Linked DNA regions of Mus musculus: region 2 is linked to region 1. The links are chromatin loops, found by intact Hi-C in ENCODE. Cell type or tissue: left cerebral cortex. All regions are shown on one strand. Links, peaks and the distances in the headings refer to the core of each region. The heading gives the core; the rest is flanking DNA. Region 1 holds the start of Rars (arginyl-tRNA synthetase). Region 2 holds the start of Pank3 (pantothenate kinase 3).

What was found. A loop is a pair of places that touch in the nucleus more often than their neighbours do. Peaks named below come from ENCODE experiments on the same cell type or tissue, not always from the same donor. Only the 100,000 strongest peaks of a DNase experiment are listed, where the experiment ranks them.
Region 2: a loop joins it to region 1, with 3 times the contacts of the local background. A loop is called at or near these places in 20 of 42 quality-filtered maps.

What each region holds. Positions count from the first base shown.
Region 1 is chr11:35,830,541-35,844,133 of GRCm38, forward strand. Rars (arginyl-tRNA synthetase) reads right to left here and starts at 3,988. Exons shown (of 15, transcript NM_025936.3): 1 at 3,897-3,988; 2 at 2,632-2,766. The coding sequence starts at 3,941. Wwc1 (WW, C2 and coiled-coil domain containing 1) reads right to left here. Exons shown (of 23, transcript NM_170779.2): 21 at 11,214-11,447; 22 at 9,770-9,891; 23 at 7,859-8,704. The coding sequence ends at 8,638. In left cerebral cortex, for the core only: CTCF peaks have their summits at 4,060 (motif pointing left) and 6,791 (motif pointing left); DNase peaks (open chromatin) are centred at 1,765, 4,022 and 7,990; H3K4me3 peaks cover 1,436 bases; H3K27ac peaks cover 1,026 bases.
Region 2 is chr11:35,760,214-35,775,142 of GRCm38, forward strand. Pank3 (pantothenate kinase 3) reads left to right here and starts at 9,282. Exons shown (of 7, transcript NM_145962.2): 1 at 9,282-9,734. The coding sequence starts at 9,707. In left cerebral cortex, for the core only: no CTCF peak of the experiment used is centred there; DNase peaks (open chromatin) are centred at 8,186, 9,216 and 9,803; H3K4me3 peaks cover 2,111 bases; H3K27ac peaks cover 1,427 bases.

The DNA of each region.
Region 1 (13,593 bases), core at 1-8,000:
GGTTCTCTATGGGAGTGCGTGTTGGCAACCGTGTAATTCTGTACACGGTTACAAAGATTGCTAACAGACATAGTGGTAAAACAACTGTGTAAAATAAAGCTTGTACTCTGGTTGAGAATTTCCATGCCAGAAAACTACAAATAGCGACAAGGAAACAAACAAAAAGAGCTGAGTTAAGTGGGTTTTGGTGGTCTGCTTTTTTTGGTTTGTTGTGAGAGTCTCGTGTTGCTGAAGCTGGTCTAGAAATCCTGCTTCTCCTGCCTTCACTTCCCAAAGGGCTGGGCTATATAGGATCAGCTCCCATGCCTGATCAGTTTTAAATTTTTATTTATCAACTTCTTATTCATGCTTTTCACAATCTAAAGATTTCCAATAGAAAATGTCAGTTACATATAATCCTAAGTCTTAAAAATCTCTAATAACCTTGTAACTTTTTAAAACTTGTATCTTTTAAAATAAACCTATACACAAACACACAGAAGCCACTGTACTTGACTTCATTCAAATTAACATTTGAATATAATCAATGTAACACTTTTTCTTTCCTGCCTTCCTTCCCTGATCCTCTTGCCTCCCACAGAAAGTGATGGAATCAAGGCGCGCACCACCACGCGCAGCCACATGCAGTTTTATCTGGAGCTGGACTGCACCCACGGCCTCACACAGGCCGGCTCCTGAGCTATAGCCCAGGCTGGCCCTGCACACACAGCCATCTTCCTGCTTTGCCTTTCGGGGCTAGGACTACAGAGGTGAGCCAGCCTGACAAGTTCTTGGCAACTTTTCTTTACTTGATTTATACGTGTGTGTCTTCCTTTCTCCCATGATTCCTAGGCCTGTGGGAGCAAGGAGTTACTACTACTCTTAGCTAGTCCTGGGAGACCAAGACGGAGGACTGCACAAGTCTGAGAGCTACAGGCCACAGAGCACAAACCACGCCAGCCAGGGCTGGACTGTGAGACCTGGACTCAAATAAAGCCAAAAGCAGACACATTTTGGTACAATCACCTTTACTGTTTTGAGGTTTTGTAAAACCTCACATTATAAAAATTTGTAAAAATAACAGCTTTTGAGAAAACTAAGATTAGAAGCAGATTCCCGAAAATCTACGGATTCTTTAAAAGTGGCATTATCGTGACAGCAATCATGTATGAGTGCTATCGGTGTGAAAAAGCTTTCTGTGAGTACTTTAATAAATGTACTAAGTGGCTAGGCTCTGGAGGCAGAGGTAGAGGCAGAGGATCTATGTGAGTTTGAGAACTGGTCTACTTATGACAGCTCCAGAAAGGTCAGGGCTAAATAGAAACTGTGCCTCAAAAACAATACTAAATACGTTTCTAAATCTTAAAAACACATAAAAAAGACAGAAAAGCAATAAGAAAAAACTGAGGCAGCCGTGCTTATGAGAACATGGGTAAAACACCTCCTGCCAGAACCATCCGGTACGTGCTTTCAAGGTGGAGTATGTGGCCCAAGAACTAGGGCAAGGCGGCAGAGTGAAGTTATGGCACACAGCACTTTAGTCCTTTGATGCTCCCTCCCTCCCCCCCTCTCCCTCTCTCTGGTTTTCCGAGACAGGGTTTCTCTGTGTAGCCCTGGTTGTCCCGAGACTCACTCTGTAGACCAGGCTGGTCTGGAACTAAAAGATCAGCCTGCCCTTGTCTCTTGCACACAGAGAAGTTTGTTTTCACCACAGCTGTGGATTTATTTCCCTTACTTCCTTCAGCAGCGCACAAGCACTTGACAAAGCTATCTGAGCACAGCTGCCTCCACACAGATAATAAAGTGCTTCAAAGGACTGGTCAGACGCCTGAGATGAGGACTTGGAGCGGTGCCTGTGCAATCCAGAAGGAAGTACACACACTGGAGAACAATGAATGAGGCAACATGCTAGGCTGTGTCATCAGCAAACCTGAAAGGCAGGCCAAAGAAGCTGAAGGTAGGCTTTCTTTAAAACAAACAAACAAACAAACTACATTGATAAGCATTGCTGGACTGTAAGGCTATTCAAATGGTGGCATGGTAGTACACACCTGTAAACCCAGCCTGAGAGACACAGAAGAAGAAAATGCACTTCAAGATGGAGGCAGCCCAGCCCAGAAGCCAGCCTGGTCTGTATAGAGAGGCTGTTGGATGGGGAGGAGGAGAGGCAGAGAAAGTTTCGCAACATTAAATGAAAAGAACCCCAAAAGATGCTATAAAGCATAACACAAAACTGCAAAATAAACAACTTCATTGCAGAGGAGTTAGGAATCAGTGAGTGCATTTTAAAACATCCCTGTTAGTTGCTCCTGAGAAACTGTTTCTTTTACAGTAGTTAAAATGGTTTTAAAAACAAAAGACATTCCTTTGACAGCATGGACATAAGCCTTTGAAGAAATCTCAACTTCCAAACCATTAAACCATCGTAATGAACCACTTAAAAGGGGTATCATAATAAACTACTTAAAAGGGCCCTGGGAAGCCAGTGCCGCCCCACTTTCTCCAGCCTAATGAGTCCTAACTTGCCTTATGCAGGAAAACTGATTTCTAAACAAACTCCTCTTCTCAATTCTTATAGCACGTACTTCTAGAATCTTCAGTAACAACAACAACAGCAACAACAAATTATTTGAAAACATCCGGAGCACTTACCCTTCGAAGAATATTCAGCCTATACTTCAATTTTAAATTTTCTTCTCGTAACTGTTCCAAACTTGGAGAAGCTTCCAAGCAGCCACAGTTCTTCAGCCGGTCGATCTCAGCAGTCAGAGCCTTAATCTCCCTTTCCTGTAAGGGAAAGGCAACTTTTCCAGGTCAAACAAATGCTTCCCGGATAATGGCAAACCTTACCACAGACTTCCTCATTTCGCTCTCCACAACATGTGGGGTAGAAAAATGAGAATGGACTTTGCAATGATTTTACTGACGTCAGCAATCATCCTTTATGAGATGGAACTGAGTTCACATGTGTGTGCTGGGGATGAGGGACTGCGGGGCAGAGAATATAACTCAGCCAAGTGTGCATGGCAGTACACATCTCCAGTCCTAGCAGTTGAGAGGCTGTGAGTTGAAAGTCCAGGGCCAGAGTCAAACACGGAAGTCTCTTCTTTAGCTAGGTGCATCCTGATTTAGTCAGAGTACAAGTTTCTGGCTTTACTACCTGTGTTGCTAAATCTAATGACTTGGGACTAAAAAAAACCAAACCAAATCAAAAACGACAAAACAAACCAACAAACATCAGTAGGAGTTGGGGACTTGCACCCCTCAGTGCTGCTTGCCACACATAGGCCTTGGCTCTGGGTTAGATCCCGAGACAAAAAGGAGTCAATCCATCTTTTGTCATATTCGAAATCACTCAAGTGTCCGTCTTTGCCTTTTCTGGGTCTACGTAAACTTCATATATATATGGTTTTTTTTTTCCCCATCTCTCCAAGATCTGCTACTATTCACTGGACTCAGCAGTAAAGAGCTTGTCCATTTATTTTGCACCTCGGGGATGATTTGCATAAAAGCAGTTATTGTCCAGGGAAGACTTAGACAAACTGAGTTCCTAACGCTAGTGTCTAGGCCCGAAAAAGAAAAGGGGCTGGTCTTACTTTCGTTTTTCAAAATTGTGACACTGTTCCAGACCAACACTGGCGGCTTCTTGGGAAGTTTCCGGCTGGGTCTCAGGGCACACCTGTCCTGCTCTAACCTGGCCTGGGCGACCAGCAGAGTGAGCCTCGCTCGCTGTCCACCCTCTCTTCTCTGAGTGACAGTCGCACGACCCGGCCAAGAGGAAAGGGCCAGCGGAGCAGCAAGGCTTCGCAAGCCCCGAGGTCCCGGACTGGGGTCGCCGCGGCCGCCTGTGGAAGCCACTGCGGACTCTGCCCCGCCGCCGCCCGCTCCAGAGCCCTCCGCCCCGCCCAGGGACAAACCTGCTGCAGCAACCGCGCGGAGCACTGAGCCACCAGACCGTCCATCCTCTCGTCAGCGACTCACATGCCAAGCGGCCGGAAGCGGAAGTGTCTAGTTTGGGCCGGAAACGGAAATTCCTACCCGGGTAAGTCACTGTTTTTGGTTTTTCAGGGCGCGCCCTCTGCTGCCCCCTAACGGGATCCAGGAGACACTGCGAGAGAGGCGGGGAGCAGGCCAAAGCAACCTACCCTCTGCTTGGAGGCATGGCGCGGGCATGGGCACAGAACCCATCCCTCTTTTGTTTTGATTTTTTGTGTTTTTTGTTTTTGTTTTTTTCGAGACAGGGTTTCTAGCCCTGGCTGTCCTGGAACTCCCTCTGTAGACCAGGCTGACCTCGAACTCAGAAATCCACCTACCTCTGCCTCCCAAGTGCTGGGATTAAAGGCATGCGCCACCACTGCCTGCAACTCATCCCTCTGTTAAACAGGCATTTTTGTTGTTGTTCACATTAAGGTGCTAGATACTCTCTCCAGGATGTGAAGATGTTTAGAATGTATGATAAAAAAAGGTCCTTAAACTAATGGAGACTGCCTGAAAGGGGAAAGAGAAAACAATGGCTTTCCTTTTCATTGTATGTGTAGTGCGCGCGTGCACGCGCACATGTGCATGTGTAGACTTTTTGTATTCCACTCTGACCTTTGACTCTCCATCCTCCTGCCTCAGCCTCCTTACCAGGCAAACAATGTTTTAATTACCAAGAAAGGAAGGTGGTACAATGACTTGAGCCAGGCAGCCTCTTGGAGCATCTCTCAGGCTCTTCTGTTCGTTTGAAAGATGTAGCCCAGGGTAGTCTTGCATTTAGCTGAGCTTCTGATCTTTTGTCTTGAACTTCTGATCTTTTTCTTTCCACCTTCCAAGGGTCGTGGTAACGTGGTTTTACCACCAAGATGGATTTAGTTCACGTTAAAATTTACTTATCTTCATCCTAAACAATAATATCTATGAATCCATGGGCTGAGTGTGTGGGCTAAAGATGCTACATATTAAATAAATATAGGACTTGAGAGGTGGCTCAGTGGTTGAGAGCACTGGCTGTTTTTTTTTCCCCCAGAGGTCCTAGTTTGATCCCAGTATTCACATGGCAGCTCACACTCACCTATGAACATGTAGTTCCCTGGGATTTGATGCTCTCTCCTGGTGTGCAAGCATACATGCAGACAAAACACCCATATACATAAAATAGATAAACTTTCAAAAACAATCAACATATTATTATAGATAATAAAGAATGCAGCCATATCTACCTGTGTTTTCTTTTTGCTAGGTAGAGCGGGCTGGCCTAAAACTCAAGCATTTCCTGTGTTCTGGGATTACATCTGCTGCCTCTCCGGGCCTATAGTTTTCTATATTGTCACCAGTGGTACCTATACCCACTTTGAGAAAATGCTGCATTAAGGCACTTGGCTATCACCACAGCACATAAAAAAATGTTAAAAACACACACACACACACACACACAACACTGTGATTGCTGTGAATTCATTCCAGCCTGAGTTAGTGAGTTTTAGGACTGTAGAGTAAGGACCTGTCTCCAGGTAAGCAAGCAAACAAGCAAAAAAAAAAAAAAAAAAAAAAAAAAAAAAGGAAGAAGGAAGGAAAAAAAAGAGGTCACAAGCCACTGAGAAACGCCTATGTTCCCATTGCTACACAGCCGGATTGGAAGGACTTCGACTTTCCTTCAGTCAGTCAGTAATTGTCATGTGTTAGGGAATACTGTGTCAGGAGCTGAAATGGTGAACAGGTGTGTCTGGTGCGTGAGATATGAAACCTAGGGAATCAGATACATATGGTTGGCCAGAAGTACATAACGTCAAGCCTGCTATTTCCAATTAGCTTCATTTACCCACTATCCTATAGTTGGCAGAAATTGATGGCTATCCTTACCATATTCCCATTAATACATTCAGTTAGCAACGTGCTCTGGGGATAGCTGTACTCATGGTATGGGTCAAAGATATGGAAATGAGTTATTCCAGAAGCATCTAGAATATAACAAGTAGAATATAGACTTCACTACTGTGGCTTAACATTGCGACTTAACTTATAACAGTAGAGAGTGACTCTCAGCACCGTGGATCTACAGCAGCGGATGCTGGATCTCAGTAATTCGGTCTACAATAGCAAACACTGGATAAACAATGCAGGGCTTTAGTTTCCAAAGTCTTGTCTTTAATTCTTTTCTTCCAGTGCTGGGATTAAGCCCAGGGCTTTGTGTTTGCTAAGCCACACTACTATTCTATTGAGCCACATCCCCAACCCCAAAACTTGGTCTCTTTCCTTTTGTTTCTTTCCTCTTCCTCCTCCTCTTTCTCCCCTCTCCTCGACCCGCCCCCCCAAGGTTTCACTAAGCTAGCCCTGGATATCCTAAAACTTGCCATGTAGAACAGGCTGGGCCTGAATAGTACAGGGATTAAAAGCACATATCAGAATGCCTAGCTGAGAAAGACCCTTTCTTTATAAACAAAACAAGACCTGCGGTTAAGAGCCCTTGCTACTCTTCCAGATGACTAGAGTTTCTGGCACTCATGTGAAATATAGGTGGCCCATGACCCCTCTATAACTCTAATTCCAGGGGACAAAACTCTGCTGGCCTTCATGGGCATCTTTGGATATACATATAAATAAAAGGAATCTTTAAAAACAAACAAGGCCATCTTAGACTACAGTATAAGTTTGAGACCAAGCTGATGTCAATATGCAACCAAATAAAATAAAATAAAATTCACATTGAGGTGGAGAGGTGACTCAGAGGTTAAGAGCACTGATTTCTGTGCCAGAAGCCCCGGGTTCAAATCCCAGCACCCACATGTTAGCTAACAACTGTCTGTAACTCAGTTCCAAGAGGACCCAATGACCTCTTCTGGTCTCTATAGGCATTGCACCCACATGCAGGGGTGCACACATCTGTGCAGGCAAAATACCCATACACATAAAATAGAAGTGAACATAATTCTATCCATCCATATTCATCCACCCATCTTTAAAAAAGCACACAAAAAAAGTCATGCTGATAATCCTAGAAAGGCTATGGCAAGACAATTGTTTTGAGTTTGAGGCCAGCCTGAACTACACAGTGTGACCCTATCTCAGAATAACAAGACCACAAGATCATAATCGTACCTTCTGTATAGGATATTGTAAAGATAACCCAGCTAAAAATAAACTTTTAGTGATTAGAGCTGTGGTGAGGGGAAAGATGTGATTCTATGGCTCTTGTGTAGCCTTTGCACTTGGTATGCTTAGGTACCTCCTTTTAAAATAATAAAACTAGGCTTAAACTTTGTTTTAGTTTGAATTATGTGTACTTGTGTGTGTCAGGCTATGTGCATAGGAGCATGAGTGTATGTTATGGCTGGTTGTGAGCTGACTGACGTGGGTGCTGGGCACCAGTCATCAGTTCTCTGGAAGAGCAGTAGCATTCTTAACTGCTGACACATCTCTCAATGTCCCATTAGTCATTTATTTATGTGCATTGTGGGTGCATGTCTGTCTGTGCACCATATGCATACTTGGTATGCACAGAGACCAGAAAGGGTCTCAGATCCCGGAAACTGGAATTACATATAGCTGTGAGCCACGATATGGGTGCTTGGAATCAAATACTGTTCTCCAGGAAGAGCAGCCAGTGCCTTTAACTCCTGAGCCATCTCTCCAGGCTCAGTTTTTAAGGACAGGTTTTCATACTGCTGAGAAGGTCTCAAACTCCTGCGTCCACCTTGCAGGTTCTGGAAACACAGACATACACCACCAGACCTTAGGTTCCCAAAGAGCTGAGCAGTCACTTTTATCTAACGGACAAATAAGTATAACTCGAAAAATAAAAGAAAAAGGAAAACAAAATTTCCCCCCCCAGGATTTGGAGCTGAGTGAAATCAGGGACATAATAAAAGTGAAGATGTGAAAGGGACAAATGACAAGAAGCTCTTTCTTAAAAGGCCACTTTATTGTTAGAGATAGATCCAAATGCGGTTCTCCGCAGCCCTCCCCTCACTCCCACAGCTGCGTCACTGGGCATCTGAGATGGGCGTGGCCTGGGCGTGGCCTGTCACCAGTCCGGGCGGTTCAGCCAGCTCCAGGCTACCTGCTTCCGGTCACGGTCACGTGGCCACATGAAAGACACATCACAGCTCACAAAGATCCGCGGACAGTCTTCGAATTCCCCCACGATTACTGTACATCCTTGTCTTTGTATTATTGTACAAAATAACGTTAACCAGGGCAGGCTAGCTGTGCTGTGCCACCCGCGGGACCTCCTTTGAGGATTGTCGCCCCTCAAATACAACTTTTTTTTTTTTTATTATTGCAGGGAAACCTCTGAAAGTTGTTGCTGTACAAAAAGAAAACTCTAGACAGTTTTAAGACTAGCAGCCACTTAATGCTGCTTTAGTTCATTTAAATTCTTTCCCAAAAATACATTCCTAAATATACAAACTATACAATCTTGTCATTTTAATGCTGGTTTTTTTGTTTGTTTGGTTTTTGTTTTTGTTGTTATGGTTGCTTTGTCATTTTTTTTTTTAAATAATAACAAGAAAACCTGAAATTTAAAAAAAAAATCTGTCTTCAAACCAACAAGAGCGCTCGGGGACTTGTGACTCAGTACCTTCATATAATGCCTCATAAATAACATTAGTCACAGTCAGCCTTCACAGCTTGGTCTGCACGCGCGCGCACGAGACAAAGGAAATACTTTTCTGGTGGTTAGACGTCATCTGCAGAGAGAGCTGGGATGTTCATCCGAGGCCGGGTGAAAAATGCCATTTTCTCCCTGTGATGGAAAACAGGTGTTTCAACCTCACTGAACACATAGGTATGGACAGGATAAAGCCCTGCTCAGGGTCAGGGCATCATGTATCCCAATCACACAGTCTGCCACTGAGAGACACCTCTACTATATACTGTAGGATACTTAGTGATAGCTCTGGCCACTATTAAATGCTGTTAGCATGCCTGAACTCTGGCTGTGAAATCTGAAATCTATGAACCCTGAACATGGTGATACATGCCTCTAGTCCCAGCAACTTGAGAGGCTCAAGACAAACATAGCTTGGGTCCGAGATTTTGAGTTCCTATCCACATAGTCCCATCTTTAACAACACACACACACACACACACACACACACACACACACAGTCAAATATCTTTGCAGCGAGTGACATAGGAGACAAAATCATGCTTGACCCATTAGCATGATCAATACAGGAAACACATACATATACATATGCATATATGTGTGTGTGTGTATGTATATGAACATTGGTTTATTTTTGTTTTTTGTGTGTGTTTGAGGCAGGGTCTCATGGAACACAGGTTGGCCTTGAACTCACACTATAGTGGATGGAGGATGAATCTAAATCCCTTTGTGTTGGAAGGCCCACACCAAATGACATCTGTGACCCTCCTCTGACACGTGTAGGTCCAGCAAGGCAAGCACCCAGCTGTGATTCTATTAGGCAGGCTAGCAAGCCGAGGCAGGAAATTAGGTGAGCATCCATTGCACGCCACTCCCCTCTTTATCACCAGCCAGGCCCCTGCAATTACCAGGTACCGAAAAGGCTGAGAGGAAAGGATAAGGCAGGTGGTTCATTCATTAAACAAGAGGATCTCACAAACTGGGCTGAGCTGTGTGGGGACTGGTCCCAGAGCACCACAGTACTCACAGCATTATGGGAGCCTGGCAGAGGATGAACATCTGTTCCCATGTAGGCTACAGCTCTGCTAGCAACAGGGGCATTCAGTGCCCAGGAGCAGGGAACACGAGGCCAGCAAAGACGATAAAGGCCAGGCAGCTGGTGGGGTAGCGGAAGGCATGAGACTGGGATTATCCACTCACCTGAAAGACTGCACTTCTGGGGGCTCCTTACAGCTCTGGCCTCGAAGCCTGTGCACATCCTTGGCAGCAGCTCTCATCATCTTGTCGGCTTGCAACTCACTCTTGTGCTCCCCACGATCCACCTGGGAGGTAAGGCAAGCAAGAGTGTGAGGTGGGAGAGAGTCCTCTGGCCTGCAGGAGGCGCTGTTAGCAATGCAGAGTCTGTACCATAGAGTCGGCATTGTGTAGAAGGCATTGTGTAGGGTTATATTCACATCATCCACCGATGACCACTGAGGATTGAGGCAGGGAATAGAAGCCCTTCCTGTGCCTGAAGGAACTGTGACAGGACACGCCTAGTGAAGTGTGTTTCTTACCTGCTCCTCAGGCACTTGGGAGGGGAGATTTTACAGTAGCTTTGATTTTACAGACCAAGAAAATGACTCAATTTTGTTTGTTTCACTTTTGATTTTTGTTTTTAAATTTTTATTTAAAAAAGAAATGCGTTCAGTTTTATGTATATGAGTACTCTATCTGCATGTATACCTGTGTGCCAGAAGAGTGCATCAGATCCCATTACAGATGGTTGTGAGCCGCCATGTGGTTGCTGGGAATTGAACCCAAGAACCTCTAGAAGAACAGCCAGTGCCCTTGAAAAGGTCAGCTCAGGAACTTTGGGAAGGTAATGAAACACTTGCCCTTGCTGAAGGGCGAGACTAATTAACATTTCTCAGACAACAGGGTGGAACCGACCTGCAGGTGGGGACACATTCTGCAGGACTGACCATTGCCCACCTTCAGACAAGGGAAGTCCTTGTCACCTCATTCCCTAAAGACCAATCAGTTTAAAGGGTGCCCTGTTCCGCCAATCATATTGTGCCTAGATGCTGATGCCCTGGAAACCATATAAAAACTCCCCAAATGGGTGCTGGGCGTCGCCACCTCTTCTCTGGGTCTCGATGACCCCAGTGCAGTGGAACAATAAATTCCTCTTGGTTTTTTTTTTTTTTTTTTGCATCCATCCCGGCTCCATGTGGTTCACTCAGGGGGTCCCCAGTAAGCTAAGGCTCCCTGGAGTCTTACACCCTTAACCACTGAGCCATCTCTCCAGCCCCTTTCTTTTGTTTGATAGATTATTTTTTTTGGTTGTTGTTTTTATTTTTTGTTTGTTTGCATTTGAGACAGGACAGGGTTTCAGTCTAGCTTAGTCATCTAGACTAGAATTCGGTATATGGTTTACGTATTGAATTACGAATTGTAATTCTCCTGCTTCGCCCTTACGTGCATGGCCCACCTAGATAAGGTGCTTGCTGTATCTGATGAAGGACTCACGGTGAGTGGGGTTGAATTGTAAGCACTCACATAAAAAAATATCAACAGAAACACTTGTAGAGCGAAGCCCTCAGGGCCCCCCTCCACAGTGGGATCACAGGATGCTGAGAGGCAGCCAGCCAGTGGTACTCACCTTCTTCTCCAGCATCCTCAGTAGCAAGCGGAAGCGCTCGTCTTCACGCAGCCACTGTGGCAGCTCCTTCTCCCCGTGGTTCTTGGCTTGCTCCAAATGCTCCTTCAGCTCCTTCAGCACTGAGATCTCCTGAGTCAGCTGGCTGTGCCAGGTCCTCGTGGCCTGCAGGTCGAGTTCTAGGTCCAGCGAGGTGCGGATCAGACGCTCTGTGCGCAGGGACTTGACGGAGGAAGGCTGCGGGGGTGGAGATGATGTTCATGCCTGCCAGAGGGCTCAGCCCAGAAACCCACAGATCCCAGTCCTCTAAACCCCAACCCCCGCCTTCCTTTATGTGCAGACACCCTTTTCTTACTGCGAGAATATACTCTCTAAGTCACACAGGATGTGCACCACGTACCAGGGACTCCGTTGTCATGCGGCTCCAGTTCCCCTTTCACAACAGCCCTCCAGGGGCCTGCGTGTTAGTGTCTACACAGCCGGGGCTCTAGGTTAGAGTGTGTGGAGTGTGGTGGGAGAGCTGAGATTCCCGAGCAGTGCTGACTGCATTTGCATTCTGTGAATGGTGTGGGGTGCTAACCTGCCCTCGGATTGTCTCAATGCATATTACACTGGGCAACGTCTGGACTGTGTGCCTCCAGTAGCCAGACTCTGCTCAAGAATTCGGTTATCTGGGACACACTGCAGCAAGTTTTTGTTGCTGATTTTTTTTTTATTTAAACTTTTTTTTTTTAAGAGATGTTCTGTTTTTTTTTAAACTTTATTTATTTATTTATTTATTTATTTATTTATTATATGTAAGTACACTTTAGCTGTCTTCAGACACTCCAGAAGACACACTGCAGCAAGTTTTTGTTGCTGATTTTTTTTTATTTAAACTTTTTTTTTTAAGAGATGTTCTGTTTTTTTTAAACTCTATTTATTTATTTATTTATTTATTTATTTATTTATTTATTATATGTAAGTACACTTTAGCTGTCTTCAGACACTCCAGAAGAGGGCGCCAGATCTCTTTATAGATGGTTGTAAGCCACCATGTGGTTGCTGGGATTTGAACTCTGGACCTTCGGAAGAGCAGTCGGGTGCTCTTACCCACTGAGCCATCTCACCAGCCCGCTGATTTTTTTTAATTAAATTTTTTTTTTTTCTTTTGGGGGTAGGCTACAAGGATGGAGGGCTGATATGGAAGAACTAGAAAATGAGTGGGACTGGGGTGCATGATGTGAAATTTACAAAGAATCAATAAAAATCAATAAAATCAATAAAAATCAATAAAAAGAGTAGGGCAGTGGTGGCGCAGGCCTTTAACCCTGGCACTTGGGATGCACAGGCAGGGGAATCTCTATAAATTTGAGGCCAGCCTCATCTATAGAGAAAGTTACAAGACAGCCAGGGCTACACAGAAAAACCTGTCTCAAAAAGAAGCAGGAGGAGGAGGAGAAGGAGGAAGATGAGGAGGAGGAGGAGGAGGAGGAGGAAGAGGAGGAGGAGGAGGAGAAGGAGGAGGTTTAGCTATGTGGCAGGAACAGTGTTGTGAGAAGGGGCAAGAGACCTGCTGGAATTATTTCAGGGTTTGGACCAATCCATTCCCGAAGGCAGTCTCACAGCCTGTGGACTTGCTAAGTTGTATTATTGCTTTAGTTTGTTTTGTTTTACGGTGTGAGCCTTTGCACACACTAGGCAATCACCCTCTCAGTGACCTCTAGGGGCTATGGCTGCATCTCACAAAGGCCTGAATGCGAAAATAGCCGTAGGTCAGAGCGGCGAGAGGTGAGTGCATCGTATTGGGTGTCTCCCCCATCTCTCGCATCTTATCGCCTTGAGACGGGGTCTCTCACTGCACCAGGACTTGACCTTTCGGTTGCCTGTCTAATGAGACCTGTGTCTCCACCTCACCCCTAACGCTGGGGTTACAGACAAACACAGCCATGTCTGGCTTTTTATGTGGGGTTTCAAACTTGAGTCCTCATGCTTATAAAAGGAGTGCCCTCACCCACTGAGTCATTTCCCCAGCTCGACAGCAGAAATGTAGGGACAAAAAAATGTGGAGGTTCTAGAGTATTTTTCCAGAGTGAACATCTGTCTGTCTGTCTAGTCTATCATTGTGTGTGTGTGTGTGTGTGTATGTACACCCAAGAGTGACCATATGTGCATGCATGGTGCATGTGTAGAGGTAAGAGGACAACTGTGTGAAGTTGGTTCTTGACTTAGACTTTTCCCTGGGTCCCCAGGAACTCAGGTCGTCAAGGTCACACAAGCACCTTTATCTGCAGAGCCAGCCCACCCACCCCGTCCTACCCACTCCCCTTTTCCCTGACACTCCAGCCTATCCATAAGCCTTCCCGAAGTGAAGAGCAGCAGGCACAGAAGGCAGGCACAAAAG
Region 2 (14,929 bases), core at 3,340-11,339, 67 kb before region 1:
TCTTAGGGACCAAAGGGAGTGGTAGCTTGAAGCACTAGAGAGAAAGAGCTTTAGGAGAACTGAGTCTGGGGGTCGGGGGTGGTGGTTGTAACTGGATTCGCTGACACTGAACTGAGTCTGTCAGGGGCAGGGTGGTTGTGACTGGACTCGCTGACACTGAAGAATCAGGAGGTAGGAAACGCCAAGCAAGAGAGGACTGGAGAGAGAGTCTTCCTTGTCCTATAAGGAAGTATCTAGAAGGACTCATACCTGGGTGTGTCATCAGACCAGAGGCCTGTGAGATATTAGAGCAAGCTGACTTCTACAACAAAACACAGATGGCATATCCAACTTGAGGGAAGCAGAGGCTCTGGGGTTCAACAAGACCAAGGGTAGCCCTGGATTTCACACCTCATCTCTAACCCCACCATCTAGCCCAAAGTTCAAACCCAAAGCCGAAGCCTCCCTTCGTATCTCCCTTACTCCCTGTACCATCTGTCTCACCTGGCTCACCTACAACAGCCAGTGCACATCAGCATAACCCCGGTCACTCCTAACCCTCCACACAGTCTGAAGCAAGGCTGTAGATTCACACACCTGTTGCCTGTCTTCTGTGGAACATGCCCTGTGTGTGAGGAGGGTGGACCTTTGCCCTGTGTGTACCCTAGCCCTACCCACTAGACTAGTGCCTGAGAGATCTTAGGAACTCTATAGCATTCACTAAATGAAGCACTTGATGAGAACGCTTCCTTCCCATCTATAGGGCTGCCACCAGTTCAGGACCCTACACAGTTGGCTGTGCTTGTAGGGCCCCAGCTGCCACCCAGGACAGTGCAGGGACAGCCTGACACAAATAGTCTTTCTTTTCCCAGATATGGTCCTTCTCCAATTCCACATTCTTCACAAAGCAGGACCATCATCCCTGCTTGAAACCTCTCAGGGGCCTTTGAGGCCCTGTGTGCTCAGCTGTGTGACTTCACTGGCCATCATCTGGCTCCCACCCTGCACTCTCTCTACCCTGGTTCTTCTATGCATCAAACCAAACCTACTTGTAATACCAGGCACATACTTCCCCAGCAAAAGTCATGGGTCCCAGTTAAAACACCACTTCAAAGACGTGTTCCCTGCCCTTCCAGCCGAAAATAAGGCCCAACTCCCTCCTGCAGCCCCAGACCCTCATTTAGCACACAAGGGGCTCCTTTCTCATCATTTATTACAGTCCATTCTTTTTTTTTTTTTTTTTTTGAGTTTTTTGAGACAGGGTTTCTCTGAATAGCTCTGGCTATCCTGGAACTCACTTTGTAGACCAGGCTGGCCTTGAACTCAGAAATCCGCCTGCCTCTGCCTCCCGAGTGCTGGAAGGCGTGCGCCACCACGCCCGGCTACAGTCCATTCTTGTTTGATGATTTGGTAACTGTGTACGGTTTCTCTTTCTTCCTTTTCCTAGTGTGGCACATGGTTAGAATTTGACTCATATTCGTCACTAGGAATTTTGGTGCTTTGCTATCATGAGGGTAGTGGCGATGCCGGGGCTGGAGAAATCTTGGTGGTTAAGAGCACTGGCTGCACTTCCGGATGACCAAGGCTGGATTCCCAATGCCCATCCACGTGGTGGCCCACAAACATCTGCAACTCCACATCCAGGGGATCCGACTTTCTTTTTCTGACTTCCATGGGTGCCAGGCTCTGCACCAGGGCACAGACAGACAGATAAACACCCATAATAAACTACACATTCAAATTCAATTAATTAAAAAAAAAACAAAAACAAAGCCCGACACTTGCTGGTGCTGATGTCACAAATACTAAGGACACTACGATGTTGATTTGAGTTTATGCCTCCAGAGGCCGGCTGCAGTATGTTGTTGACCATGTCAGTTTGACCTAGACCACCTTGAGGTGTGTGTGTTGTGTATATGTATGTTGTGTTTATGTGTGTGTGTGTGTTTTGTATGTGTTTGTGTGTGTGTATGCTGTGTGTGCTATGTATCTGTATGTTGTGTATGTGTGCCGTGTGTGTGTTTTGTATGTGTTTGTATATGTGTGTATGCTGTGTGTATGTGTGTGTGCTGTGTGTATGTTTGTGTGTTGTGTGTTTTGTGTGTGTATGTGCTGTGTATATGTATGGTGTGTATGTGTGCTGTGTGTGTGTTCTATATATGGTGTGTGTGTGTATGACTTCATAGTCATCATTAAGTTCAACCCGCTCCCTGTCTCTGTGGATACCCACTCAGCAGAAGCAAAATGAGGATGTGTCAGCCATCCTCTCTCCCTTTGCAAGATGCAGGATTTATGTTTCCTAGACAAGAAATATTGGACAGGAAAACAATCTCTTGGTCCATTTAGGTACTCTCCCCATCTCACCCACTCAATCTGCTGGGAATAGTTTCAAGGCCATGCTAGAAAAGAGAGCATAAAATTAACCAGGCACCTCTGTGGGGAGGGATTCCGGCAGGGCGCCAACGAGGGCTAAAGGACAGAGAAACCAAAGCCAGGATGCCATGACAGTTTCAATTGCTCTAGTGAAGTTTTCTTTTGTTTTTGAGATTATAATGCAATTCCATCATCTCCCACTTTTCTTTCCCTCTAAACTCTCCTACACACCCCTCCTTGTCCTTTTTCAAATTCATGGCCTCCTTTTTCATGAACTGCGGCTACATGGGTATATGTATATACATCTATATTCCTAATAAAACCTGCTCAGTATGTGTAATGTTACTCTATGTCTTCAGGGCTGACTATTTGGTATCAAAGAACCAGTTGGCGAGTTTTCCCTGGGGAAGCCTACTTCTCCTTCTCTCTGTATTCCACAGTTGCTTGTAATTCTTTGTAGAAGGTTGAGGCCTTGTGATCATTTTCTTCTACCCAGTGTGACAAGTCTATTGTCCTTTTTCAGGTCATGTTAGAGAACCATATTGGTAAGATTTTATGGGTGTAGCTATTGACAATCCTAGGCACACTAGTAAAACTTTTTTGGTTTTGATTTCGGCTTTCCAGGACAGGCTTTGTCTGTGTACCCCTAGCTATCCAGATCCTAGGGAACCTCAAGTAACAGAAAGGAAAACAACCTGGAGCCAAGTGCTAGCACACACCTTTAACCCCAGCACTTAGGAGACAGCAGCTGGTGGGTCTTTGAGTTCAAGGCCGGCCTAGACTATAGAATGAGTGCCAGGATAGCCAGGACTATATAGAGCACCCTGTCTCTAAAACCCAAAGCCCGCCAACCAACCAAAACAACAGCAGCAGCATAAATACAACTGATCACTACCTACAGGAGAGCAGTGTGGCCAGTACTTAATTTATGTTCTCCCCTTTAATCCCATCTCAACCCCAGGAAATGTGAGCACAGTCCTTCTTAATGAGAGAGAGAGAGAGAGAGAGAACACAATTAGAGGCAGCTGGAAGAGCCCAGAGCAGAGAGAGAAAGAAGATTAAATGTGGTCGGCAGGCTGAACCTGGCCAAGGCTATCTGTGAGAGAGGGGGGACTAGCAGGGGCAGAGACTAGAGAAGGTATAGAGTGAATAGCAGGGATAGAGACTAGAGAAGGTATAGAGTGAATAGCAGGGGCAGAGACTAGAGAAGGTATAGAGTGAATAGCAGGGGTAGAGACTAGAGAAGGTATAGAGTGAATAGCAGGGATAGAGACTAGAGAAGGTATAGAGTGAATAGCAGGGGTAGAGACTAGAGAAGGTATAGAGTGAATAGCAGGGGCAGAGACTAGAGAAGGTATAGAGTGAATAGCAGGAGCAGAGACTAGAGAAGGTATAGAGTGAATAGGAGCAGAGACTAGAGAAGGTATAGAGTGAATAGGAGTAGAGACTAGAGAAGGTATAGAGTGAATAGCAGGGATAGAGACTAGAGAAGGTATAGAGTGAATAGCAGGGATAGAGACTAGAGAAGGTATAGAGTGAATAGCAGGGATAGAGACTAGAGAAGGTATAGAGTGAATAGCAGGGATAGAGACTAGAGAAGGTATAGAGTGAATAGCAGGGATAGAGACTAGAGAAGGTATAGAGTGAATAGCAGGAGCAGAGACTAGAGAAGGTATAGAGTGAATAGCAGGGATAGAGACTAGAGAAGGTATAGAGTGAATAGCAGGAGCAGAGACTAGAGAAGGTATAGAGTGAATAGCAGGAGCAGAGACTAGAGAAGGTATAGAGTGAATAGCAGGGATAGAGACTAGAGAAGGTATAGAGTGAATAGCAGGGGCAGAGACTAGAGAAGGTATAGAGTGAATAGCAGGGGTAGAGACTAGAGAAGGTATAGAGTGAATAGCAGGGATAGAGACTAGAGAAGGTATAGAGTGAATAGCAGGGGTAGAGACTAGAGAAGGTATAGAGTGAATAGCAGGGGCAGAGACTAGAGAAGGTATAGAGTGAATAGCAGGAGCAGAGACTAGAGAAGGTATAGAGTGAATAGGAGCAGAGACTAGAGAAGGTATAGAGTGAATAGGAGTAGAGACTAGAGAAGGTATAGAGTGAATAGCAGGGATAGAGACTAGAGAAGGTATAGAGTGAATAGCAGGGATAGAGACTAGAGAAGGTATAGAGTGAATAGCAGGGATAGAGACTAGAGAAGGTATAGAGTGAATAGCAGGGATAGAGACTAGAGAAGGTATAGAGTGAATAGCAGGGATAGAGACTAGAGAAGGTATAGAGTGGTATAGAGTGAATAGCAGGGATAGAGACTAGAGAAGGTATAGAGTGAATAGCAGGGATAGAGACTAGAGAAGGTATAGAGTGAATAGCAGGGATAGAGACTAGAGAAGGTATAGAGTGAATAGCAGGAGCAGAGACTAGAGAAGGTATAGAGTGAATAGCAGGGATAGAGACTAGAGAAGGTATAGAGTGAATAGCAGGAGCAGAGACTAGAGAAGGTATAGAGTGAATAGCAGGAGCAGAGACTAGAGAAGGTATAGAGTGAATAGCAGGGATAGAGACTAGAGAAGGTATAGAGTGAATAGCAGGGATAGAGACTAGAGAAGGTATAGAGTGAATAGCAGGGGCAGAGACTAGAGAAGGTATAGAGTGAATAGCAGGAGCAGAGACTAGAGAAGGTATAGAGTGAATAGCAGGAGCAGAGACTAGAGAAGGTATAGAGTGAATAGCAGGGATAGAGACTAGAGAAGGTATAGAGTGAATAGCAGGAGCAGAGACTAGAGAAGGTATAGAGTGAATAGGAGCAGAGACTAGAGAAGGTATAGAGTGAATAGCAGGGATAGAGACTAGAGAAGGTATAGAGTGAATAGCAGGAGCAGAGACTAGAGAAGGTATAGAGTGAATAGGAGCAGAGACTAGAGAAGGTATAGAGTGAATAGCAGGGGCAGAGAATAGAGAAAGTATAGAGTGAATAGCAGGGGCAGAGACTAGAGAAGGTATAGAGTGAATAGCAGGGGCAGAGACTAGAGAAGGTATAGAGTGAATAGCAGGGGCAGAGACTAGAGAAGGTATAGAGTGAATAGGAGCAGAGACTAGAGAAGGTATAGAGTGAATAGCAGGGATAGAGACTAGAGAAGGTATAGAGTGAATAGCAGGGGCAGAGAATAGAGAAAGTATAGAGTGAATAGCAGGGGCAGAGACTAGAGAAGGTATAGAGTGAATAGCAGGGGCAGAGACTAGAGAAGGTATAGAGTGAATAGCAGGGATAGAGACTAGAGAAGGTATAGAGTGAATAGGAGCAGAGACTAGAGAAGGTATAGAGTGATTAGCAGGAACACAGGGACCCTGAGAGTAGCTCACATGTTAAAAGAAGGGTGAGTAGTTGAGGGAGGGGAGGATCTGGGTACTGTCCATGGAGGCATTGAAATGTGTAACAAGCACTTGTAAGTAAGGACTGAGGAAGCCTGGAGGCCTGGACATTCTGATAGGTGCTACGGGTGTATATGATAGCAAGCCAGCTGTCCCTTTGCCCTAGGTAAGAGAAGCGATTCCTTTGGGTAGACAAAACCTGTCTCACAAGTTCCCAAAGAATGCTGACTTTTATCTTAACTGCCAGAAATCCATCTTTAGCCCACCCTGAGCTGCTTCTGGGTAGTTCCACTTTTGAAGTTTTGAAAATTTGAATTTCCTTTGGTCCTGACAATTATTAAGTGGTGGGAACAAGATCTAAATTCCGAGTTCTTTGCATGTGTATCTATGTGCATGTGTGATGGGTGACCACAGATGTCATAGGTCCTCTTGTCTCTCTCTTCCTGTGAGACAAGACCTATCCTTGAACCTGGCTGGGGGCTAGTATCAGAAATACTCCTCCTGTCCATCCTTCCTTCCACTCGGAAGCTATTACCTTCATAGGGTTGCTAAGAAACCTAAAGGAAATCACACGGTGATGTAAATGTTGTTGGTTTGTTGAGTTTTGTGTTTGAAATAGGGTTTCACAGTGTAGTCTGGGATGGTTAGACTCACGCAGATCTACCAGCCTCTGCCTTTAGAGCTCCGGGGTTAAAAACGTGGGCCACCATGCCCAGCCAGTCCTCTACGGTGTTTCTGAGGCTGTGGAGTAGTTTTATTATAGAAAATAACTTTTGAGTTCTTCTGGTCAGGAATGATAGACTTTTATCTATTCTGAGAAGTATGAACAAACATCAGAAAATATATCCCGAATAGAGGACAATTTGAGTAAAATCCAGCTGGCACTCTTTTCCTTGGAATGTGCCTGTCCTTCGTATTAACTTAAGGAATGGTGGTGGCTTAATTTTATCCCCCGGCTTATTACAGCCTGAGAAGACCTTGACAGGCCTTTGGAGTCCAAACTTTATACTTCCTTCGTTTCTTTCCTCTAAAGACATAAATGACTAGAATAACCAACATTAGTGGGTTTCCCAGGGGATATGACTCATGGTGTATCTTTTTTAAAAACTCACATGTATTTACTTATTTATCTTGTGTGTGGATTTGTGTATGGGGTGTTTGGGGTCACAGCGGGACTCTCCTTCTACCATGTGGGGCCCAGGAATTAAACTCAGTCCATCAGGCCTGGCCTTTCTGTTACTTAATCATCTCATTGGTCCTCTTGACATTTTTAAATTTTTTGTTTGCTTTTTTTCGAGACAGGGTTTCTCTGTATAGCCCTGGCTGTCCTGGAACTCACTTTGTAGACCAGGCTGGCCTTGAACTCAGAAATCCGCCTGCCTCTGCCTCTGGAGTGCTGGGATTAAAGGCGTGTACCACCATGTGGTTGCTGGGATTTGAACTCAGGACCTTTGGAAGAGCAGTCAGTGCTCTTACCCGCTGAACCATCTTCCCAGCCCAAAACAAAGCTTTTTTTTTTGCTTTTTTTTTCGAGACAGGGTTTCTCTGTATAGCCCTGGCTGTCCTGGAACTCACTTTGTAGACCAGGCTGGCCTTGAACTAAGAAATCCGCCTGCCTCTGCCTCCCAAGTGCTGGGATTAAAGGCGTGTGCCACCACCGCCCAGCAAAACAAAGGTTTTTTTAAACCAGGAATTTCCAGGGCTAAGGGTAAGCAATAGCTTTTCTGGATTTGGAGTATTCCCATCAGCTCTGGTTACCACACAAATTTGTTTCAAGAAATAATCTTGGGGTAAGAACAAAGGCAGAAAATAAGACAGGGTTTCTTTGTGTAATCTTGGTTGTCCTGGAACTCACAGAGATCTGCCTGTACCTGCCTCCCCAGAACTAGGATTAAAAGTATGGGCCACCATCGCCCTGGTCCTTTCTTATCTCCCCCTTTCCAGCCCCCAATAGGGTGTCTCTGTGTAGCCCTGGCCTTCCTGGAACTTGATCTGTAGACCAGTCTGGCCTGGAACTCAGAAATCTGCCTGTCTATGTTGGGATTAAAGGCATGAGCCACTACCACACACCTGGCTTCTCTCTCTCTCTGCCCTTGCTTTATCAACTGTTTCAGTCTGTCTTGTGTTGCCTATATCTAAATACTTGAGACTTGGTATGTTATGGGGGAGGAGGGTGTTTAGTTACCCTTTGGAGGCAGGGGTGGTCTGACAAACATTACACGGTAAAATCCAAAGAAGAATGTCAAGTGAATCTGAAAGTCGCCAGAACACCAAAGCTAACTTTCCATTATATCCACCAGTACACAGTAATTAAACCAGACCTGCCAGACCCAACTCATTCCCATAAGCTCTAACCTAGTCCCATGAGATGTAATACAGTCTCTAGAGAAAGTCATTGATCAACCGCAAGACTGGTGTCCCCATTACCCAGTCACTTCCTGAAGGCCCCACCTTCTCACACTACTTCATTGAGAAATGAAGCCTCAGTGTGAATTTTGGCTTAGAGCAACTAAATCCAAACTATAGCAATCAGCAAAGGCAGGACAGCAGAGCTCGCCAGTTAGATTGTTTCTTGGAATGCTATCTTCCAGGGCCAACTCCCCAGGGGCAAGCACATGGAGGTTCCTACCAAGCCACATATTGTCAATGACTGAATTCTTTGCCATCTAAGACATAAAAGTGGAGGAGAGGCCATGTCCTTGATACCATCTCTTCCTTTTCCGATGGATGATCTCAAATCACAAGAGGCGTAGAGAAAAGGGTATCCTGGGTTTATTCTGAGAACTGGTGCATCTAATTCTTTTCTCTGAAAGTCACTTTCCTCTTTATAATGAGGAGCTAGACTAGAGAGATCCTGTGAGGAACCTGAAAGGCATGTGCTTTCAAACGTTTTGTTTTATGAGACAGGGTTTCTCTGTAGCTCTGGGTGTCCTGGAACTCGCTCTGTAGACCAGGCTGGCCTCGAATTTCCAGAGATCTGCCTGCCTCTGCCTCCACAGAGTTCAGGGATTAAAGGCGTTGCACCACGACCATACTACAACTTTCAAGTGTTTCGACTGCCTCGTTCCTGCCGTATCTTCACAGTAAATAAAACTCGCATGTGACTCAAAAGGCTGCTAGACTACATTACATTAAATAATAATTATGTAGCAAATGTTACCATCTTTAGTGACCTTCCAACCCCAATATTCAAGGTGTTCCTTTAGCGGATGACTTATCTCATCAAACGTATTCAGTGGTCTGGACCCCTGAATTTTGACACAGCCATCACAGGGAAAAACCATCAAGAGGAAAATCTGCGACTGCGTGACAGCCACAGCGCCCTCAGAGTTCACAACCCCTCTCTTCTTTCAGCCGCTACGAGACCAGAGCCCGGGAATTGCCAGGACCGCCCACGGCTTGCTACCATTGGCGGCCTCCTTGCTGGCGTGACTAAGGCTCCGCCTCTTCCCCGCTGGGACCACTCTGAGGCGATCTCCGGAAGCGGAGGGGGGCTAGAAATAGGGGTCGAGAGGCATCCTGGGCTTTGTAGTCCGCCTGAGCATCTGCCGCAGGAGAGTGGAGCCTCACTCTACGGAGAACTACAACTCCTAGCAGCCCCGCGGAGAGCGAGGCGAGGAGGCCTGAGTCACGTGGGCGCTGGGCCTGGGCGGGCTATTTCTCAGTGCGGCGGCGGCGGCGGCGGCGGCTCGGGGGACCGGGGCCTTTTGTTCGGAGCGGCTGCGGGGGGCCACGGAGCGGCGAGGCCCGCGGCCTTCCCCGGCTCGCTCGGTCCCGGCCGCCCCTTGCGGGGTTGCTGGGCCGCCCCGTGGGCCGCCTGTGGCCTCAGGCGCCGCCGCCCCGCCCTAGGCCCGCCCCACCCGGCCTGAGGGGAGGAACCGGCCGGGCCTCGCCGCGCGGCCCAGCCAGCTCCGGAGTATTCACCTCTCCTCGCTGAGCTCTGCACCCGAGGCTACCCCTCGCGCCTTAGGCCGACGCCATGAAGATCAAGGATGCCAAAAAACCCTGTAAGATGGGACCGGGGACCCGTGGGTTGGGAAGACGGGCCTTGGAGCCTCTGGCGGAGCGGCCCGCTTTAAGCTCGCGACTGTTCTCGGACGCCAGCCAGGGAGGGAAGGGAGGGATCGCTGCAGCCCCAGGTTGCAGGCGGCGGGCTTCCCCACCCCCATGCATGAGGGCCAGGCTCCTGCGGTCCCCCTGCCCGCTGCTCTCTTGCTCCTGCAGATCTGGGAGGTGCACGGGAGAATCTTGACTCGGGTTTTACCAAAATGGGAGCACAGCTACCAGGCCCCTCTTGAAAAGAGGTAGTCATGGCTGTCAGATAGGGGTTGGTACACCACCTCCCTCCCATTTTCCCCAGTTTCTGGGTTTCCTGCGCGTGTCCTTGAAGTCCAGGTGGGTTCCTGGGAGTTGTCAGCCTTGCATTTGGAGCTGTTCAACGCTTGTGCATGTACTCTGCCTGTAGATAAATTAATGGCTTGGGCAGTTTAGAAAATCAGCTGGTTTTGTGTTTTAGGGAGCAGATAAACACCAAGGTTAAACATCGTATTTCAGCTATTTCGAACACATTAATATGGTGATAAATACCTCGAGCTTTTTTCTGTAGTTGTACATGCATATACATGCAAAGGTTCTAACCCTGTTATGAGAGACACATCAAGGTTCACAAGCTGTCTTTTAAATGCCTCTTATTCCTGCGGTTGGCTTGTTTATTGGCTCAGTCTTTGTGAATGTTGTTCTTTCATTCTCTACTAACTGGGCATGTGGGGATCTGTGTTCCTGTCATAGAGGTTTTACAGATTTTAGTGTTTTATGCCATCTACAACTGCGCCTAGAGGTCAGCTGTAAAGGGGGCATGAACATCTTCCCTGCCTGTTCCCATAAACCTCACAGACTCAGCTTCCAACGCAGTCCAGAAACATTTACTTAAAACGTGAGAGTTCTCAGTGCTTAAAGATGAGGAAAGAGAACTTTGCTTCAGTGACTTTTAGTCCCCTCCTTGTACTGGCTCAAAGTGCAGTGCTGCTTCCCTTCCACCTACAGGGCATGGTCCTTAAGAGACAGTGTTTGTTTGTTTTTAGATTATCTGCTTATAGAAAGCATTAATGATGCTTTCGTTTCGTTTCGTTTTGTTTGTTTGTAGACAAGATTTCTCTGCAGCTTTGGCTGTCCTGGAACTCACTTTGTAGACCAGGCTAGCCTCTAACTCAGAAACCTGCCTGCCTCTGCCTGTCTAATGCAGGGATTAAAGGCGTGTGCCACCACACTAACTTTTTACTTCAAATCTGAACCAGGGTGTGGTGGTACACAGCTTTTACCCCAACATTCAGGAAGCAGAGACGAGTAATCTCCCCAAATTCTGAGGCCAGTTGGAGTTATGTGGTGAGATCTTGTCTCAGAAAAACAAAAACAAAAAAAGGAAGTCTGAAACAGTGACCACGTTTACATTTTCTGGGATAAATTAATGCACCTTAGGCTAGCATGGTGGCTCACATTTGTGATCCCAACTCCAGTACCTTCCTTCAGTGAACTTTCTCTGCTTGTTGTAGAATTTACATTTGGTTGATGGGACTTGGTGACTTGTGCCTTTAATCCCATGAGAGGCAGGCAGATCTCTTGAGTTCAAGACCAGTCTGGTCAACAGAACTAGTTTCAGGACAGCTAGGGCTACATAAAAAGTTCTCTCTCCAAAAAAAAAAACAAAAAAAAAAAAAACAAAAAAAAAAACAATCACTTTTATCATCTAAGTTGAATTATGTGTTAATTCATCTCCAGGAAAGAAGTAAGCGAATCAGGCCCTTCTCTCCCTTGAGGAACTTGGCCTCTCTGAGTTTTTAAGAAATTTATACATGTCCACGTTGTATGTTGCTCAAGGCCCATCTCACCTTTTCCTACATGATTTCCCCCCCACCCCCTGCATCCCTTTGCCTCCCAAGTGCTTGGTTTAAAGATGTGTGCCACCACAATTGGCCCACATATTTCTTTCTTTTTTTATTAATTTATTTAGTGTATAGGAGTACACAGTCTCTATCTTCATGCACACCAGAAGAGGGTGTCAGATCTCATTACAGATGGTTGTGAGCCACCATGTGATTGCTGGGAATTGAACTCAGGACCTCTGGAAGTGCTTTTAACCGCTGAGCCATCTCTCCAGCCCCCACGTGTTTCTTAAACTTTAGGTTTTTAGGTTCTGCCTATATGTATGCTGTGTAACTGGATTAATGAGGTGATGATGATAAAGGGTGATGAATATATTTAATGTGATATGGGTTTGGAGTCAGTGCCAACCAAGTAGTAAGATACTTGAAAATTTATGTATCCTGTGCTTCTATGTAATTTGATATAGTGACTTATTAATGTTAAAAACTGTTACTTCTAGTAGATAGTAAAGTATATTAGGAGGTAACAGTTGCCAATGTAACTCCCATTAGAAATGAGAAATTTACTTAAAACAAAAATCCTCAAATCCTTCCCAGGGCATCTAATACTGAAGGTATGAAGATGTGCTATTTTGTCCATCTCAGAAAACCCAGTCCTTTATTTGTAGTGGTCAGTGAGGAGGGTGAAATTCTTTTATTCATGAATTCCAAACATTGGGGTTTACCAGTGTATTACCCATCTTAAGTTGCTAGAAAAGTCAGAAGCTGGTGATTTAGACCATTTGCTACATGATAAAAGTGGCTCATGATTGAGTTTGTCTTCTGTGCTCTTGTTGCCTTCCTCAAGCCCTTTGAATGTGGTTTTAAAAATATTTATGTTTAGTTTATGTGGATATGTGTAGGTGAGTGCATCTGTGGGGTCAAGCTGTCAGAGCAGCTCTTGAGCTGGGTTGTTAAGGCTTTGGGAGCCACCTGAAGTGGGTGCTGGGAATCTGAACTCGGGTCCTCTAGAAAATCAAAACCTGCTCTTAACAGCTGAGTTCTCTCTCCAGCCCCTGAGTACTGGTTATTTCCTGGATTGAGGAAATGAATCCCAGAACACTGCTGAGTTGAAAAGATCTCTGCAAAAGTTAGGTGTTGGGCTGCAAGACAGCTTAATAGCTTCATCACCAAGAATACAGTCCTTGGGACCTACATAGTGGAGAAAGAACTGACTCTTAGACCTTGTCCTCTTGATCTCCACATTCAAGCTGTGACAGGCATGCCCTGCTGCACATCTGCATAAACCAAATCAACGGAATGGGGTAGATCTCCCACCTCCCTCTTTTAATTTGAGCTATTGGCAGAGTAAATTCCTTTCAGTCAATTTTCTCCTGATTTTAAAAAGAAAATCATTGTGAACAAATGAAAGCTTTCATATGTGGAAAGAAACATGCAGCTTTGTTTAGCAATGCTATTACATAGCTCTGGCTGTCATTGAACCTGGCTATGTGTGTAGACCAGGCTGCTCTTGCCTCTGTGTGTGTGTTTAAATGTGTAAAAGTTGCCTTTTTTAGTTATGACATATTTGGTCCTTTGGAACAAGCAACTTGCCCAAGGAACTTTTAAAAGGCTATAGAAGATTAAAAAAAAAAAAAAAAAAGTTGTTTAAAAGTTAAGCCGGGCGTGGTGGCGCACGCCTTTAATCCCAGCATTTGGAAGGCAGAGGCAGGCGGATTTCTGAGTTCAAGGCCAGCCTGGTCTACAGAGAGTTCCAGGACAGCCAGGATACACAGAAAAACCCTGTCTCAAAAAACAAACAAACAAAAAAAAGTTGTTTTAAAGCCGGGCGTGGTAGCGCATGCCTTTAATCCCAGCACTTGGGAGGCAGAGGCAGGCGGATTTCTGAGTTCAAGGCCAGCCTGGTCTACAGAGTGAGTGCCAGGACAGCCAGAGCTACACAGAGAAACCCTGTCTCAAAAAAAAAAAAGGTGTTATAAATTATGTGTGGATGTGGATGTAACTGCTGAGCTGTCTCAAAAGCCCTGGTTTTCCTATTTTAACGGTAGTTAAAACTAATTTTTTTCTCTAAAAGATTTAATCAGTAATAATGGTTTCTTGTTCTTCCTGCTTTGACTAAATAAGACTGGTGTTACACCAGAGGAGGGACCAAGCATATGTCAACCATTTGCTACAAAGAGATTTTTGATTACCTTCCACACCTTACTACTTCATAGCTCACATTGCAGGTAGACAGAATATGCATTTTGGAATTGGCTGTTCATAACTTAGAATAAAAAACCATGAATACTCAGTCACAGCTTTAGAAAAGTTGGTGACTTACTCTCTAGTATACCCAATAAATTTCAAATATTGCTTAATCAAGCTTCCACTGAAATTTAATTTATGGTTTTAAGATTAAGAAATATTAAGTGCTAACTTGAAGTTTGCCTTCAAGAGTGTCAGTACTTTGATATTTGTAAATCTGTGAATAGAGGATTCTGGATGGAAAATTAATAAACTTTGAACTTGCAGTTTGTACTCTCAGTGACATTCATATGTGTATTTTTACACCTGTGTTTGACATGAGCCTGAGAAAGTATATAAAGGGCTGGGGGTACAGCTCAGAGGCAGAGTGTTTGCCTAGCATACACCAAGGTCCTGGGCTTTCTTACTGATCAAAACCAAATGAGACTGGAGAGAGAAGATGCAAATACTTATTATTGGCTGGATTTTGGTAAAATGATTTCTGTTCTTCCAAATTATGAAATCTAGAATCAAGAATCACTTAAATAGAACTTCTTTTGGTTAGGTTAACAGAAGAAAAAGTTATTTTATCAAGTATCACCAAAATATGTCATTAATAACATGGTATTTTAAAAATTTAAAGCAATTCAGAGGGAAATTCAAGTTCCCTTACTGAGTGTCATCTGCTCCCATTTTTAAAGTAGGATAGCCAGGTCTTGTGGCTCACACCCATAATACCAATACTGTTAAATCAGGATTGCTGCAAGTTTAAAGTCAAAGCCAACTGGGAGCATAAATGCATAATTTATAAATAAACCTATAATTCCAGGTCAGTCTGAGCTACAACATGAGATCACCCTCAAAAAACAAACAAATAAACCGGGGACAAAACATTTTTAAGCCTGAAATGCAAAAGAGGATTTGTTTAAACACTGGATATAAAAGTCTTCTGTCAGTATTGCATTAGAAACATTACTGGGGATGGGGCAAGGAAATGACCTGTAATATTACAAACGAAACCTCCCTCCTTTTAAGCCATTCATTAATCATGAATGAATTTCTGAAAAAATTCTAGATTTTATGAACTGAAAGTAGCA